2 separate regions of the Homo sapiens genome follow, and region 1 is linked to region 2. Evidence: read pairs that join two places in POLR2A ChIA-PET (ENCODE). Cell type or tissue: K562. All regions are shown on one strand.

Region 1 (8,000 bases), 270 kb after region 2:
CTGACCTCAAATGATCCCCCGGGCTCAGCCTCCCAAAATGCTGGGATTACAGGCGTGAACCACCGCACCTGGCCTCATGTTCTTAAATGTAAAAGATTCCCAGTGAAGTGTTCTACATAATGTTTTCCTTCCCCCGGTTCTAGGTTCTAGGCCCATTCATTTTCTGTCATTTTTTCCCCAGTGCAGCCTTAGTTTAGAACTTGTCCCCTGGTGGATCGTGGGTTTTCTCCTCCATCTGCCACTTTGGCATTCTAAGCTTGTTCTAGGCTCTCTCTTCTTCTGGAGCCTTCAGCCTAGAAATGTCCTTATTTCCAGAACAGCCCCCCTCCTTTGCCAGCCTCAGTCTTTATTCCAGGAAATGCTCAATTCTCAACATGCATCCTTTTGATCCCTCCCCCTCCCCGCCCTATAGACACTTGTAAGTTCCAAGCAAACTCTTAGACACATGATAAAACCAAGGATGTGACTCCTGCTATATTCTTTTTTAAAAATGTAATTAAATTTTTAAAAAATCTATTTATTTATTTATTTTGAGACCAGGTTATGAGACTGGTTAATTTTTGTATTTTTTTGTAGAGACAGGGTTTCACCATGTTTCCCAGGCTGGTCTCAAACCCCTGGGCTCGAGTGATCCTCCCACCTTGGCCTCCCATAGTGCTGGGATTACAGGCATGAGCCACCGCGCCTGGCCCCCTGCTATATTCTGTGTTATACCTTCATCCCTAGCAGGCTCTGAGTTCTAGATTTTATCTGCTGACTATGTTTGTTATGTGTTGCATTAGGTATATTAATGGGTGTCATTATGTATGTGGGGTTCTGGGGTGACCTGGACACTAAGTTATTGGGTTGCTCTTGGCTGGTTCTAGATTATAGGCTTCAGAACTTAGTTCTAGATTACTTAGGCCTATGAGCGGTTCTTACCCCAAGCCATTGAAAGCGTGGAAGCATACGTCTATTCCCCACCCTGTACTGTGTGTAGTAACCTTCTAGGTTCTATGTCCAGCCTTGCTGTGTTTTTTATTTCCTTCTCGGTCAATTTAAGGCTCTGGAACAGGCTCCCCAAAACATCTGTGTTGCATCGTCAGAGTGGGTTGCTGGTTTTAGATATCATGTTGGGGCTGGGCGCGGTGGCTCATGCCTATAATCTCAGCACTTTGGGAGGCCGAGGCGGGTGGATCACGAGGTCAGGAGATTGAGCTCATCCTGGCTAACATGGTGAAACCCGTCTCTACTAAACATACAAAAAATAATTAGCCGGGCGTGGCGGCACGAGCCTGTAGTCGCAGTTACTTGGGAAGCTGAGGCAGGAGAATCGCTTGAACCCGGGAGGCAGAGGTTGCAGTGAGCCGAGATCACGCCAGCGCACTCCAGCCTGGGCGATAGAGTGAGACTCCGTCTCAAAAAAAAAAAATAGAGATCATGTTGGTTTTTTGCCTATGGCTGGCTTGCCCTCTTAGAATCGTTTTCCTGAATCTTTCCTCTGAGTGCTGGGATTCGCCTGCCTAGATTCTCAGATGCACCACTTCAAACACCCAAGGGGACAGGAACCCAGCTGCCTCCTCTCCCAGGGCCCACGGCCCTCAGGCCCTCCTCTCCTCACAGAAGTCCAAGGCCCCATTCCCAGGCTTTGGACACAGTCCGCATATTGGGCGGGGCTGGGAATTATCCACGCTCAGACCGGTTATGCGTTGCCCGCAGGGAGAGAAGGAAAAGAAGGAACTGAGTGAAAGTCCCTCCTGCTTTCCGCCGGGCCAGCTGGACCCGTCGGACCTGATGTGTGTGGAGGGAGCGGTTCAGGGGGCCTGGCTTCATCTCCGCCCTGCCCCTGGCTCTAGGGACCCAAGTCCAGGCTTCCCGCCCCAGAAACCCCGCCCCTTCCTTGTCCCCCGCCCTTGGGTATAGCTTCAAGAGGGCTGGGGCTGGGGTTGGTGGGAGCGTCCCAGAACTCCTGGGTCCTGGAGGAGGAGCTGTGCACCCAGGGGCCTGGGGGAGGAGGAGCCTGAAGCCTGGGACTTCTGGGTCTAAGCGAGGAAGCTGAGAGCCCAGACTGTTGTCTCTTAGGGGAGGAGAGGGGTGCGGTCTCCGACTCCTGGGAATGGGGAGGTGGGGGCTGGAGGCGCAGGCTCCTGGGGTCTGAGAGACGAAAGGGACTGGGTCTTAGACTCCTGTGACCTGAGGGAGGCGGGAGCTAGTTCTTGGACTTCTGGGTCGTGAAGAGGGTGAAGAAGTGACAAGCATGGTCCTGGCCATACTGGTATTTTTTTTGTTTTTTTTTGTTTGTTTGTTTGTTTTGTTTTTTTTTGAGACTGGGTCTCTCTATATCGCCAAGCTGGAGTGCAGTGGCACGATCTTGGCTCACCGCAACCTCTGCCTCCCGGGTTCAAGCGATTCTCCTGCCTCAGCCTCCCGAGTAGCTGGGACTACAGGTGCGTGCCACCACGCAAGCTAATTTTTGTATTTTTAGTAGAGATGGGGTTTCACCATGTTGGCCAGGCTGGGCTCAATCTCTTGACCTCGTGATCCAACAGCCTCAGCCTCCCAAAGTGCTGGGATTACATGAGTGGGCCACCTTGCCCGGCCGTTACTGTGTTTTTTTTTTGAAATGGAATCTCACACTGTTGCCCAGGCTGGAGTTCAGTGGTGCTATCTCGGCTCACTCTAACCTCCACCTCCCGGGTTCAAGCGATTCTTGTGCCTCAGCCTCCCCAGTGGCTGGGACTACAGGTGCATGCCACCATGCCCGGCTAATTTTTTTTGTATTTTTAGTAGAGACGGGGGTCACCATGTTGCACAGCCTGGTCTTGAACTCCTGACCTCAAGTGATCTGCCCATCTCGGCCTCCCAAAGTGCTGGGATTACAGGCATGAGCCACTGCGCCCAGTCCTGGCCTTGCTTTTTTTTTTTTTTTTTTTTCTTTTCCCGAATGGAGTAGGTCTTTAGATTCTTAGGGAGCCGGGGTCCAGATTTCTGGGAAATTGAAGGAGGCAGGAGTTGGGCTGGCTAGTAGGTGAGACCAACCCTGTGACATTATACAGGTAACCACATCCTAGTGACCTAATCCTGGGTCCCTTGGCCCTGTGGCCTTCTTAAGGCATGGTTCTGGTCTGGGCCTCAGTTTTCCTACCCATGCAGTGGGTTGAGGGGGATTCTCAGTAGAGCCAGAATAGGTAGACACTGATTTTCTCCACATTCACTCATACGATACCAGGGTCGGCCAGCTTTGGTTCCTTTGAGTGGGCTAGGCTTAGGTTTGCTGCCACTGTCTGTTGGAGTCTGACCTCAGTTTTCCCAAATCCTCTCACCCAGGTAGCCAGGACTGTTTTCCTAAGAGCAATGGCACAGGCACAGTGGCATACTTTGGGATGCTGAGGCAGGAGGATCCCTTGAGTCCAGGAGTGAGACCTCATCTCCACAAAAAAAAAAAAAAAAAAAAAGGTCAGGCGCGGTGGCTCACGTCTGTAATCCCAGCACTTTGGGAGGCCGAGGCGGGCAGATCACGAGGTCAGGAGTTCGAGACCAGCCTGGCCAACATGGTGAAACCTTGTCTCTACTAAAAATACAAAAATTAGCTGGGCATGGTGGCGGGTTCCTGTAATCCCAGCTACTCGGGAGGCTGAGGGAGGAGAATTGCTTGAACCGGGACCCGGGAGGTGGAGGCTGCAGTGAGCCGAGATCGCATCACTGCACTCCAGCCTGGGTGACAGATCACTCCAGCTAAAAAAAAAAAAAAAAAAAAAAAAGAAAGTAGGGAAAGGAAAAGAAAAGAAAAGAAAAGAAAAAAATTAGCCAGGTATGCTGGTGTGTGCCTGTAGTCGCAGCTACTCAGGAGGCTGAGTTGGGAGGACTGCTCGAGTCTGGGTCGTTCAGGCTGCAGTGGGCCGTGATCGCGCCACTGAACTCCAGCCTGGGTGACAGAGTGAGACCCTGTTAAAAAAAAATAATAATAATAATAGGCCTCAGTTTCCCCTGGCAGCACCTGGTGGCCAATCTTTGGTTTCCCCGGTGGAGTGACAGGGTGGCGGTGCCTGTTTCCCTGTGTCATGATCACAGTGCCTGGGCCTCAGTTTCTTCTGTGCAGTGCTTGGTTTGCCCCCAACTATTTCCCCTACGTGGTATCCGAGTGGCTGTGCCTCAGTTTCTCTGTTGTGCCTTGACAAGGCCGGTCTGTTCCTTGCCCTCCCCGCCCCGCAGGCCCGCACCGCCGCCATGATGTGCGAGGTGATGCCCACCATCAGCGAGGATGGCCGGCGGGGCTCGGCGCTGGGCCCGGACGAGGCGGGCGGGGAGCTGGAGCGCCTCATGGTCACGATGCTCACGGAGCGCGAGCGCCTGCTGGAGACGCTGCGCGAGGCACAGGACGGGTTGGCTACAGCGCAGCTGCGGCTGCGCGAGCTCGGCCACGAGAAGGACTCGCTGCAGCGCCAGCTCAGCATCGCGCTGCCCCAGGTCTGGGCGGGACAGGGGCGGGGCATGAGGGGGCGGGGCCTCGGGGGGAAGAAGGCGGTCCGGAAGGGGCCGGGCTTGGCGCCTGGAAGGGAGGAGTCTGGGCGAGGCTTGCCGTTAATGGGCGGGGCCTGAGTGGCAAGGGACAGCGGGACTTAGCAGGGAGGGCGGGACCTTCAAACTTCCAGTCCCAGTGAATGAAGGAGACAGGGAAAGGATTGAGCCGAATGTCCAGATCCTGCCAATGTCTGGACAGGAGTTTGCAGCTCTGACGAAGGAGCTGAACTTATGTCGGGAGCAGCTGCTGGAGAGGGAGGAAGAGATTGCAGAGCTGAAGGCGGAACGGAACAACACGCGGGTGAGGGGTGTTGAGGGCGGGGCCTAAGTGGGGGCGGGGCCTCGTGGTGTTGAAGTGGGGGGCGGGGCCTCTCAGTGTTGCAGCGTGACCTATTTTTTTCCCCCATCTCGCCTTTCTGTCTTCTCCTCTTCCCTGCTCCCACTTCCTGGCTGGTCTCCCACTCTGGTGCCACTCCTTCCTCCCTGTCTCCATAACTTTTCTCTTTTCTGTACCACCGGTTCCTTGACCCCGACCTCCTCTCTTTTCCTGACCTGTCTCGGTGCTCCTTTATATGGCTCCATCTTTTCCTCCATGTGTCCGCCCTACCTGTCACCCTTTTTCTCACATCTGCCCCTTTTCCCTTGCCTCTTTTCCTTGACCCCATGCCGTGTGCTTGCAGCTGCTCCTGGAACACCTGGAGTGCCTGGTGTCCAGGCACGAGAGGTCACTGCGCATGACCGTGGTGAAGCGCCAGGCCCAGTCCCCGGGTGGGGTCTCCTCGGAGGTAGAAGTGCTCAAAGCTCTAAAGTCTCTCTTCGAGCACCACAAGGCCCTGGATGAGAAGGTATGAGAATTAGAAGAGCAGGGGTGGAGAATGGAAACCTATAGTTGACTGGGGCTGTTCTGAGTGGGAGAGATTCTGGCCGTGATTGGTTGGGGATGTTCTGAGTTGGAAGAATGTTGACTGTGATTGATTGGGACAGGATACATAGACTGGGACCTGACTGGTTGATAGCAGAAAAATAAACCAGGATGGGGGCTAACAGTGGATGGGGCAGATTGGATAGCTGGTTGCGGCTGCATACCCGTTATGGAGACAGGAGCCCCAACGCTGCCCTATCGGATCCGTCCCAGGGGTGTTCTGGACCAGGGGCAACTGTCCTAAACTGGATCTTGTCTCCAGCTGACTGTTGCCCTGCCCCGATCCCCAGGTCCGGGAGCGGCTGCGGATGGCGCTGGAGCGCGTGGCAGTGCTCGAGGAGGAGCTGGAACTGAGCAATCAGGAGGTGTGGGTGTGGCCAAGACAGGGAATTTGAATCCAAGGGGAGGGGCTAAGGGGCTGCCCACGGGGCGGAGCCGGTTGGGTGGGTTCCAGAGAGAATCTATTGGGGCAGGACTAGGGCAGACAAGCTATGGGGTTGGACTATGGAGAGAAACCAGTGGGGTTCCTAAGTGGGCACGCATTGCGCAGGGCTACGGGGAGAATCTCCCAGTGAGAGTGAGATTAAGGGTAGAACCAGGGGCTGGGGCTCAGGCTGGGACTAAGGAGGAAGTGATTGAATGGGGAAAAGCGGGGCTAAAGCGGAAACTTTGTCCAGGAGGCTAAGGGGAAGAGTAAGGGTAGACGCCCTCCGTGGTGGCAGCTAAGGAGGGATATAAGGAGGGAGGGAGCCTAAGGGTAAACCGTGGGGTAGGCATGGCCCCAGCACGACCGGAGGCATCTCATATGGGGCCGCCTATCCCCTTAGAGGGCCAATGCCAGTGAGAACTAGAGCTGGGGGTTCAGGGAGCCCCTGTGCTCTGATTCCCCTTTCACACTTCCAGACTCTGAACCTTCGAGAACAGCTGTCTAGGCGGCGGTCAGGGCTGGAAGAGCCGGGCAAGGATGGGGATGGGCAGGTGAGACATGGAAGTCCCCTCTCCGTGAGCTCCATTCAACTCCCTGACTTTGTGATAGTGTTTGTAACGTTTGGTATCATCCTCACTGGCCCTAAGACGGCTGCACCTGTAAGAGTGTCACAGAGCTTGGACCTCTGATTCAGGTCACCTAGCGAACTTCTGTGACCTCCTTCACTGACCCCCGTGGACTCTGACCAGCATGATCCTTATTGATCTTTGATCTACTTTCAGCTGATTGACTTTCTCCTTGGATTTCCTCTGTGTCTCCGGAGACACTCTGGGATCTTGTCCCCTCCTTCCCTCACTCCAGACTCTTGCCAATGGCCTGGGTCCTGGCGGGGATTCCAACCGGCGCACAGCAGAGCTGGAGGAGGCCCTGGAGCGGCAGCGCGCCGAGGTGTGCCAGCTGCGGGAGCGCCTGGCGGTGCTGTGCCGTCAGATGAGCCAGCTGGAGGAGGAGTTGGGCACCGCGCACCGTGAGCTGGGCAAGGCAGAGGAAGCCAACTCCAAGCTGCAGCGCGACCTCAAGGAGGTGAGGCCCCCAGGGAGGCGGGCTGCCCTGGGTCCCTCGCCTTTCCGTAGAGCTCTCCCTCGCGCATTGCTCATGAATGGCGGAACCTCGATTCAGTCCACAGGCTGGGTGACTCCTCTTTGAGATTCAGTTTTCCCACCTGTGAAAGGAAATGTATGATTCTCATCAGAGGGTGAGCCTGTGGCGCAGAGTAGGCGCTCCATAACTGCTCGTAATTACTTTGTTACCTAACTTTGGGTTCTTCTCTGGTGCCTCTAAATGGATTTTTTTTTTCTTTTGTGAGGCAGAGTCTGGCTGTGTCGCCCAGGCTGGAGTGCAGTGGCGTGATCTTGGCTTACTGCCACCTCTGCCTCCCGGGTTCAAGAGATTCTCCTGCCTCAGCCTCCCAAGTAGCTAGAACTACAGGCACCTGCCACCATGCACCGCTAATTTTTTTTTTTTTTTTTGTATTTTTAGTAGAGATGGGGTTTCACTATGTTGGCCAGGCTAGTCTTGAACTCTTGATCCGCCCACCTCGGCCTCCCAAAGTGTTGGGATTACAGTAGTGAGCCACCGCACCCAGCCTCTTTTTTTTTTTTTTTTTTTTTGAGATGGAGTCTAGCTGTGTCGCCCAGGCTGGAGTGCAGTGTCGGGATCTTGGCTCACTGCAACCTCTGCCTCCCAGGTTCAAGCGATTCTCCTGCCTCAGCCTCCCTAGTAGCTGGGACTACAGGTGTGCACCACCACACCTGGCTAATTTTTTTTTTTTTTTTTTTTTGTATCTTCAGTAGAAATGGGGTTTCACTATATTGGCCAGGCTGGTCTCGAACTCCTGACCTCAAGTGATCAGCTCGCCTCGGCCCAAAGTGCTGGGATTACAGGTGTGAGCCACTGCGTCCAGCCTCTAAATGGAATGTTTTGTGGGTATTTCACCCCTTTCTGGCTTAGGCCGCTTTATCCTAATCCCAGTGACCCCAGGGAGCTGCTGGGAAATGTGGACCTGGATTCTTGAAGGCAGTGGATGAGAAAGAAGAGTGAGCACTAGGACTAGCCTGGGCAACATAGCGAGACCCCGTCACTACTTAAAAA
Region 2 (8,000 bases):
AGGTGGGAGTATCGCTTGGGCCCAGGAGACTGAGGCTGCAGTGAGCCATGATTGCACCACTGCACTCCAGCCTGGGTGACAGAGTGAGACTCTGTCTCAAGAAAATAAATAATTTTTTTTAATTTAAAAAAAAACAAAAAACAGCCTGGGTAACATGGCAAAACCCTGTCTCTACAAAAAGTAGAAAAAGTTAGCTAGGTGGCCAGGCGCAGTGGCTCATGCCTGTAATCCCAGCATTTTGGGAGGCCGAGGCAGGCAGATCACCTGAGGTCGGGAGTTCAAGACCAGCCTGACCAACATGGAGAAACCCTGTCTTTACTAAAAATACAAAATTAGCAGGGCGTGGTGGTGGGTGCCTGTAATCCCAGCTACTCGGGCAGCTGAGGCAGGAGAATCGCTTGAACCCAGGAGGGGAGGTTGCGGTGAGCCGAGATCACGCCATTGCACTCCAGCCTGGGCAACAAGAGTGAAACTCCTTCTCAAAAAAAAAAAAGAAAAAGGAAGGAAAGAAGGAAAGAAAGAAAGAGAGAGAAAAAGGAAAGGAAAGGAAAGAACGAGGAGGGGAGGGGAAGGGGAAGGGGAAGGGGGAAAGAAAGAAAGAAAGGAAGGAAGGCCAGTCGCGGTGGCTCACGCCTGTAATCCCAGCACTTTGGGAGGCCGAGGCGGGCAGATCACAAGGTCAGGAGATCGAGACCATCCTGGCTAACACAGTGAAACCCCATCTCTACTAAAAATACAAAAAAGTTGGGCCAGGCGCAGTGGCTTACGCCTGTAATCCCAGCACTTTGGGAGGCCGAGGCGGGAGGATCACGAGGTTAGGAGTTCGAGACCAGCCTGACCAACATGGTGAAACCCCGTCTCTACTAAAAATACAAAAATTATCCAGGCATGGTGGCACGTGCCTGTAATCCCAGCTATTCAGGAGGTTGAGGCAGGAGAATTGCTTGAACCAGGGAGGCGAAGGTTGCAGTGAACCGAGATCGCGCCACTGCAATCCAGCCTGGGCGACAGAGCGAGACTCTGTCTCAAGAAAAAAACAAAGAAAAAAATACAAAAAAATTAGCCGGGCGTGGTGGCGGGCGCCTGTAGTCCCAGCTATTCAGGAGGCTGAGGCAGGAGAATGGCATGAACCCGGGAGGCAGAGCTTGCAGTGAGCCGAGATCGCACCACTGCACTCCAGCCTGGGCGACAGAGAGAGACCCCGTCTCAAAAAAAAAAAAAAAAAAGAAAGAAAGAAAGAAAAGAAAAGAAAAAGAAAGAGAAAGAAAGAAAGAAAGAGGTTTTTGCGGATTTAAGTTAAGTTACGACGATGTCATGGGGTGTCCTAATAGGAGGAGATGGACAGCAACAAAAACACAAAGGAAGATCATCATGGGATGATGGAGGCAAAGATGTGGCCATAAAAAAAACCACAGAACCTCAGGAATTGCTGGCAACCACCAGAAGCTAAGAGAGAGTCAATAAAAGCTCCTCCTTAGAACCTTCAGTGGAAGTATAGCCCTGCCAATCCCTTGACTCCAGGCCTCTGGCCTCCAGAACCGCAAGATAATCCATTTCTGTTGTTTTCGGCCATGCGCTTTGTTACAGCCACCACATGAATCTAATACCTACCCAGGGTCTTTGAAATATCTACAGTTCTCTAGGCACCCTAGGCCAAGAGATGACATTCCTCATAGAGAAGAAAGGAAGGGAGGGGGCTCCGGTAGATTTAGGGTACTCCAGGATACCTACCAATAAAACCATGGAGGCCCGGGTCCCAGGGGGCCGCGGGGGGAGCTGGAGATAAGTGGGGGAGCCAGAGTGTGCCTGGGAGGAACGTTGAAATGGAGATGTTTAGAAACTGGCATGTCTGGGAGACTTTTCATTTTGTTCTGTACTAAGAAAAATTCTTCTGCCTTGGGATCCTGTTGATCTATGACCTTACCCCCAACCCTGTGCTCTCTGAAACATGTGCTGTGTCCACTCAGGGTTAAATGGATTAAGGGCAGTGCAAGATGTGCTTTGTTAAACAGATGCTTGAAGGCAGCATGCTCGTTAAGAGTCATCACCACTCCCTAATCTCAAGTACCCAGGGACACAAACACTGCGGAAGGCCGCAGGGTCCTCTGCCTAGGAAAACCAGAGACCTTTGTTCACTTGTTTATCTGCTGACCTTCCCTCCACTATTGTCCTATGACCCTGCCAAATCCCCCTCTGCGAGAAACACCCAAGAATGATCAATAAAAAAATAATAATAATAATTAAAAAAAAAAAGAAACTGGCATGTCTTAGTGACAAATAGTAGAGTGGGCATGTCCATAATTGAAGTGCTTTAGGAGATATTTTGAGGTTCAGAACTGGGCCCTCTCAACTTCCTCAACTACCTGCTCTCCAGCTGTGTGCCACTGTGGGGACACAGAGGGTGATAATAAATGCACCAGCCTGGCAAAACAGCCCCACAAGATGATGGAATTTGCTACTCTCATTCTCAGACTTGCAGTCAGCTGTGGATATTCTGAGCTACCGTCCCATGATGCTCAGACAAAACAGCAGGCAACCAACTTGCAAGGTGAACTGGGGACACAAGGGAGATGCAAACCTCTCACCGCACTGTCTTGGCACAGAGTATCCAGGACTACAATCCCCATGATGCTTAAAGAGCAATGGCTGGGCCAGGCGCGGTGGCTCACGCCTGTAATCCCAGCACTTTGGGAGGCTGAGATGGGCAGATCACCTGTCAGCTGGTCAGGAGTTCGAGACCAGCTTGGTCAACATGGTGAAACCTCATCTCTACCAAAAATATAAAAATCAGCCGGACGTGGTGGCAGGTGCCTGTAATCCTAGCTACTCGGGAGGCTGAGGCAGGAGAATCGCTTGAACCCGGGAGACAGAGGTTGTAGTGAGCCGAGATCGTGCCACTGCCCTCTAACCTTGGCGACAGAGCAAGACCTCAGTCTCAAAAAAAAAAAAAAAAAGCAATGGCCGAAGACCAGCCTAGAAAGACAGCCCAGACACCTGAGAGGAGCTGGACACCTGATAGGTTCAAGCTCTCTCTCACCTGAGCCCAGCTGAGATCATTATGGACTACAATACCCATGACACCCAGGGAGCAATGGCCTTGAGAATACGGAAAGACAGCCCTGAGGCCTGATGGGAAACGTAGTCCCCTCCTTCTCACCTCTCTGCTCACCTGTGTTCTGGGCTCCTGACTCCAGTGCTGGGGACTCCTGGGGGGCTTTCCTCCCCCAGCCTCAGAGGGAGGTCCTCGGCGGGGAGTAGGGGGTCGGGAGAGGGTCTGGCGTTGGGGGCCCCAATCCAGAGGAGGTCGGACATCAATGCGACTCAACGGGGTGTGAGGTCGGGCAGGGGGTGCTGTGTCTCCTGAGGGGGCAGGGGGTCGCCGCGCAGGGGCAGAACGGGGACGGGGGAGGCTCAGAGGCGAGGGAGGGCGAGAGAGGGGGGTGAACAGGCTGTGGGAAGGAGAGAATCGGGGAACTGAGTCAACTAGAGCCCTCTCCATCCACCTCCTTACCCATCAAGTCAGCCTCAAGGACATGTCTCACTTCACTGTGTCTTACTGTCCCACTGGGTTAGAATCCTCCTCTACTGTCCAAATCCTCAGTAATGTCCGCTTTGTGGCATCTTCCCCTCCAGTCTTCTCCCCGACAGGCTGTGACCCCCACGGGAGCCCCAGCAAGTCACACACACTCAAGCAGAAAGCGCTAAGGCCCGCCCCCAACCAGTTTCCGGCCCTGCCCTTCTCTTAGGCCACGCCCACAACCATGTCCTCCCTACTCACTCGGGGCTCCTCGCCCTCCGCATCTGGAGTCCAGAGTGGAGGTCGGTTGTGGGGCTGGGAGTGAGCAGCCTGGGTCTACCACGACCTCTGGAGAGTCGAGTCACTTCCGGTGATTCTGAGATGCGCCCCTCTTCCCCTCTGCTCACCTCCGGGGGACCACCGGGGCCGCCGGGGCCCTCCCCGGGCTGGGGTCGTGCAGGTGACCTGGGTTGCCCACTAGCGAGTGGACATAGACAAGATATCACTCCTTCGAACTTCATAACAGCCCTATTCTCTTGTCACAGGTGAGAACACAAGGATGCACCCAAAAAAGGAAAGTTGTGCACTATAAATCATCGTCCCCCTTCTTCAGAAGGGGAAACTGAGGCCTCCAATGTGAAACTGACCTGTGCGCCAGGCCACAACGTCTATCCAGGTTGCTGGACCCAATGCCCCGGAATATGGGATAGACTCAGCCAGGTAGTCCAGTTTCCAGCCTGATAATTGGCGCAGGCCATGTCAGAGCCTAAGAGATAGTCTGACATTTTTTTAAAATCTGATACTATCTTTTACCTGGCATTGTTTAGGTGGCAGCTCAGGGGACTTCAGAAGGAGCCAATCAGAGAGTGTGCAATATTGATCATTCCTGGAGCAGAGCTGAGTGCGTGACTGAAGGGTCAGCTTGGGGGCGGGGACGGACAAGGTGGTGGGCGGAACTTAAGGGAGAAAGACTTTTGCTGATTGGAAAAGTTCCCTGGAGGTGGGGCCTAGAAGACGAGGCGCCTTAGCTAGAAGACTGGTGATTGGACACTCAAGGGGGCAGGGCCCCAAAGGGGAGGAGTTGGGATGACGAGACTGACTCAGGGTGGAGGGTCAGGAGCATGGCTTGGACCTCTACTCACTAGTCGTCCCCCTCCGCACGGGAGGCCCGGCCCAGCGCCCGTAGCCAGCCCCGCAGGTCTTCTAAGGTGTCAGCGGCCAAAACGTAGGTCCTCATGCCCGGGTGCTCTGCCTGCGGGAAGAGAAGGCTTGGAATCCGGACTCCCGGGCCTTGTAAAAAGGAGGACAGGCCGGACCGGTGACTCATTCCAGTAAACCCAGTGCTTTGGGAGGCCGATGCGGGAGGATGGCTTGAGACCAGCCTAGGCAACATAATGAGACACCCCCCTCCACCTCCTTCCGCCCCCGTCTCTACAAAAAAATCAAAAAATTAGCCGGACGTGGTGGAGCGCACCTGTAGTCCCAGCTACCGGGGAGACTGAGGCAGGAAGACTGCACTTTGCGTCGCTGCACGCCAGCCTGGGTGACAGAGCAAGACCGTCAAGAAAGAAAGGAAAGAGGGAAAGAGGGAAGGGAAGGGAGAGAAAGAAAGAGAGAAAGAGAAAGAAAGAAAGAGAGAGAGAGAAAAAAAAAGGAAAGGAAAGGAAAAAGGAAAGGAAAGGAAAGGAAAATGGAAAGGAAAGGAAAGGAAAGGACTGGACAGACGCGGTGGCTCATGCCTGTAATCCCAGCACTTTGGGAGGCTGAGGTAGGCGGATCACCTGAGGCCAGGAGTTTGAGACCAGCCTGGCCAACATGGCGAAACCCCATCTCTACTAAAAATACAAAAAATTAGCCAGGCGTGGTGGCGTGCGCCTGTAATCCCAGCTACTCCAGAGGCTGAGGCAGGAGAATCCGTTGAACCCAGGAGGCGGAGGTTGCAGTGAGCCGAGATCGCACCACTGCACTCCAGCCTGGGTGACAGAGAGAGACTCTGTCTCAAAAAACAACAAAACAAAAAAACAAACCAAAACAAAACAAAACGAGGATGCAATTGACGCTTGTCAAGACCTTTTATCTCCAGTAATGGATATTCCAGTGCTTGTTAGGACTTGGAGTTTCCTCGACAGATATCTACCCGCCCTCATCTCCAGTTCCCATCGCCTGGTGCACAACATGGATGGATGGACTCACGGTGAAGGTGAAGCGCCGCCCTCGGGGGGCTCCCGGCCCATCTGGTCTAATATTGTAGCTGGGGAGCAGGACGCTGCCTAGGACACTCTCCTCGCGGCTGTCTGCAAAGAGGGGCTGGGGTCAAGGATCACACAGGGATCAGAAGGCCAAGATGCTAGAGAGAAGGGCAGACTGGGCGGGGGGGCCCTCCCACCCCAAGCCAGCCAGCCAGCCACTGACCCTTGTAATAAAAGAGGCAATGGCCGGAGAGGACGAACCAGCGGCGTTTCCAGAGACGGAGCCCCGAGCTGTCCTGGGGAGAGAGATGGGAGGAGGGGCCTGAGTAAAGGGAAACAGAAAAAGGGGATGAAGGCAGTGACGATGGGGACAGAGAGCCAGAGAGAGAAAGAAACTTGGAGAGAGGAGAACAGAGACATAAAGTAGGGATCAAGAGAGTGGGGTGAGGCCGAGCACAATGGCTCACGCCTGTAATCCCAGCACTTAGAGAGGCCAAGGCAGGTGGATCACTCAATTCCAGGAGTTTGAGACCAGCTTGGGTAACATGGCGAAACCCCATCTCTACTACTAAAAAAAAAAATTAGCCAGGTGTGGTGGCGCGTGCCTGTAGCCCCAGCTACTCCGGAGGCTGAGGAGGGAGGATCACTTGAGCCTGGGAGTGGGGTGGAGGCACAGGAGAAAGACCCAGAGAGACAGAAGAGACAGAGACACATGTTTGGGGCAATGGAGTGGATAAGAAGGAGAGCTGGAAGCCCTCTGAACATGATAGAATAGAATAGTAGCCCTACTTCTTTTCTTTTCTCTCTCTTTTTTTTTTTTTTTTGACAGAGTCTTGCTCTGTAGCTTAAGCTGGAGAGCAGTGGCATGATCTCGGCTCACGGCAACCTCTGCCTCCCAGGTTCAAATGATTCTCCTGCCTCAGCCTCCCGAGTAACTGGGATTACAGGCACGCACCACCACACCCAGCTAATTTTTGTATTTTTAGTAGAGACAGGGTTTCACTATGTTGGCCAGGCTGGTCTTGAACTCCTGACCTCAAATGATCTACCCACCTCGGCCTCCCAAAGTGCTGGGGTTACAGGCGTGAGCCACTGCGTCTGGCCTCCCCCACTTTCTTTTTTTGTTTTTTGAGATGGACTCTCGCTCTGTTGCCCAGGCTGGAGTGCAGTGGCACGATCTCAGCTCACTGCAAGCTCCGCCTCCCGGGTTCACGCCATTCTCCTGCCCCAGCCTCCCGAGTAGCTGGGACTACAGGCCCCCCGCCACCACACCCGGCTAATTTTGTTTTTGTATTTTTAGTAGAGACGGGGTTTCACCGTGTTAGCCAGGATGGTCTCGATCTCCTGACCTTGTGATCTGCCTGCCTCGGCCTCCCAAAGTGCTGGGATTACAGGCGTGAGCCACCGCACCCAGCCCCCACTTTCAAACTATGCTCTGGAACAAGTCATTTCCGCCTAGAATCCACCTTCATGTTTTCTCGTCTATCCGCTGGAGATTGAGAAGTTTTAGGGAGGTTTGGATGAGACATGGACCACATATGGGCAGACTTTAGCTGCAGAGACTTAGTCCAATTATTCTGGAGCCTGAGACACAGAGAGGCCAGGAAGGTGGCAATGAGCCATGACCCAAATGCAGCGTCTCCACCTGCCTGAACTACTCATCGCCTCTGCCTGAACTACTCCACTAACTATCTCCAACCTCGTGTGCCTCTTCTCCTCAACCCATTCCCATAGAAGCCCACATGATCTTTTAAAATTATAAGTTAGATCACGTGAGTCCCCTTTTCAAAACAGAGAATTAAGAACACTTGAAATTCAGTCTCAAATTCCTTACCATCACTTACTGTTTTTTGTTTGTTTGTTTTGTTTTGTTTTGAGATGGAGTCTCGCTCTGTCACCCAGGCTGGAGTGCAGTGGCACAATCTCGGCTGACTGCAATCTCTGCCTCCCGGGTTCAAGCGATTCTCCTGGCTCAGCCTCCTGAGTAGCTGGGACTACAGGTGCCTGCCACCATGCAGGCTAATTTAGGTTTTTTGTTTTTTTTTTTTTTTGAGACGGAGTCTTCGCTCTGTCACCCAGGCTGGAGTGCAGTGGCATGATCTTGGCTCGCTGCAAGCTCCACCTCCTGGGTTCACGCCATTCTCCTACCTCAGCCTCCCAAGTAGCTGGGACTGCAGGCGACCACCACCACGCCCGGCTAATTTTTTTTTTTTTGTATTTTTTAGTAGAGATGGGGGTTCACCGTGTTAGCCAGGATGGTCTCGATCTCCTGACCTCATGATCCGCCCACCTTG

What was found. Peaks named below come from ENCODE experiments on the same cell type or tissue, not always from the same donor. Only the 100,000 strongest peaks of a DNase experiment are listed, where the experiment ranks them.
Region 1: POLR2A ChIA-PET joins it to region 2 with 6 read pairs; 2 of 35 experiments call an interaction of 5 or more read pairs at or near these places.

Annotation. Positions count from the first base shown.
Region 1 is chr19:49,123,668-49,131,667 of GRCh38, forward strand. PPFIA3 (PPFI scaffold protein A3) reads left to right here. Exons shown (of 30, transcript NM_003660.4): 2 at 4,192-4,446; 3 at 4,700-4,801; 4 at 5,181-5,345; 5 at 5,713-5,787; 6 at 6,326-6,400; 7 at 6,711-6,932. The coding sequence starts at 4,207. Among named protein-coding and RNA genes, the nearest start is that of PPFIA3, 8.1 kb to the left of the region's middle. RefSeq lists a silencer at 4,206-4,605. In K562, a CTCF peak has its summit at 4,323; DNase peaks (open chromatin) are centred at 4,424, 4,824 and 5,834; H3K4me3 peaks cover 1,911 bases.
Region 2 is chr19:48,855,691-48,863,690 of GRCh38, forward strand. It overlaps PLEKHA4 (pleckstrin homology domain containing A4), which reads right to left. Exons shown (of 20, transcript NM_020904.3): 4 at 5,930-6,002; 5 at 5,711-5,811; 6 at 4,660-4,769; 7 at 3,779-3,994; 8 at 3,170-3,449; 9 at 1,732-1,806. Among named protein-coding and RNA genes, the nearest start is that of PLEKHA4, 8.9 kb to the right of the region's middle. RefSeq lists a silencer at 3,840-3,919. In K562, no CTCF peak of the experiment used is centred here; DNase peaks (open chromatin) are centred at 3,121, 3,741 and 4,561; H3K4me3 peaks cover 2,137 bases.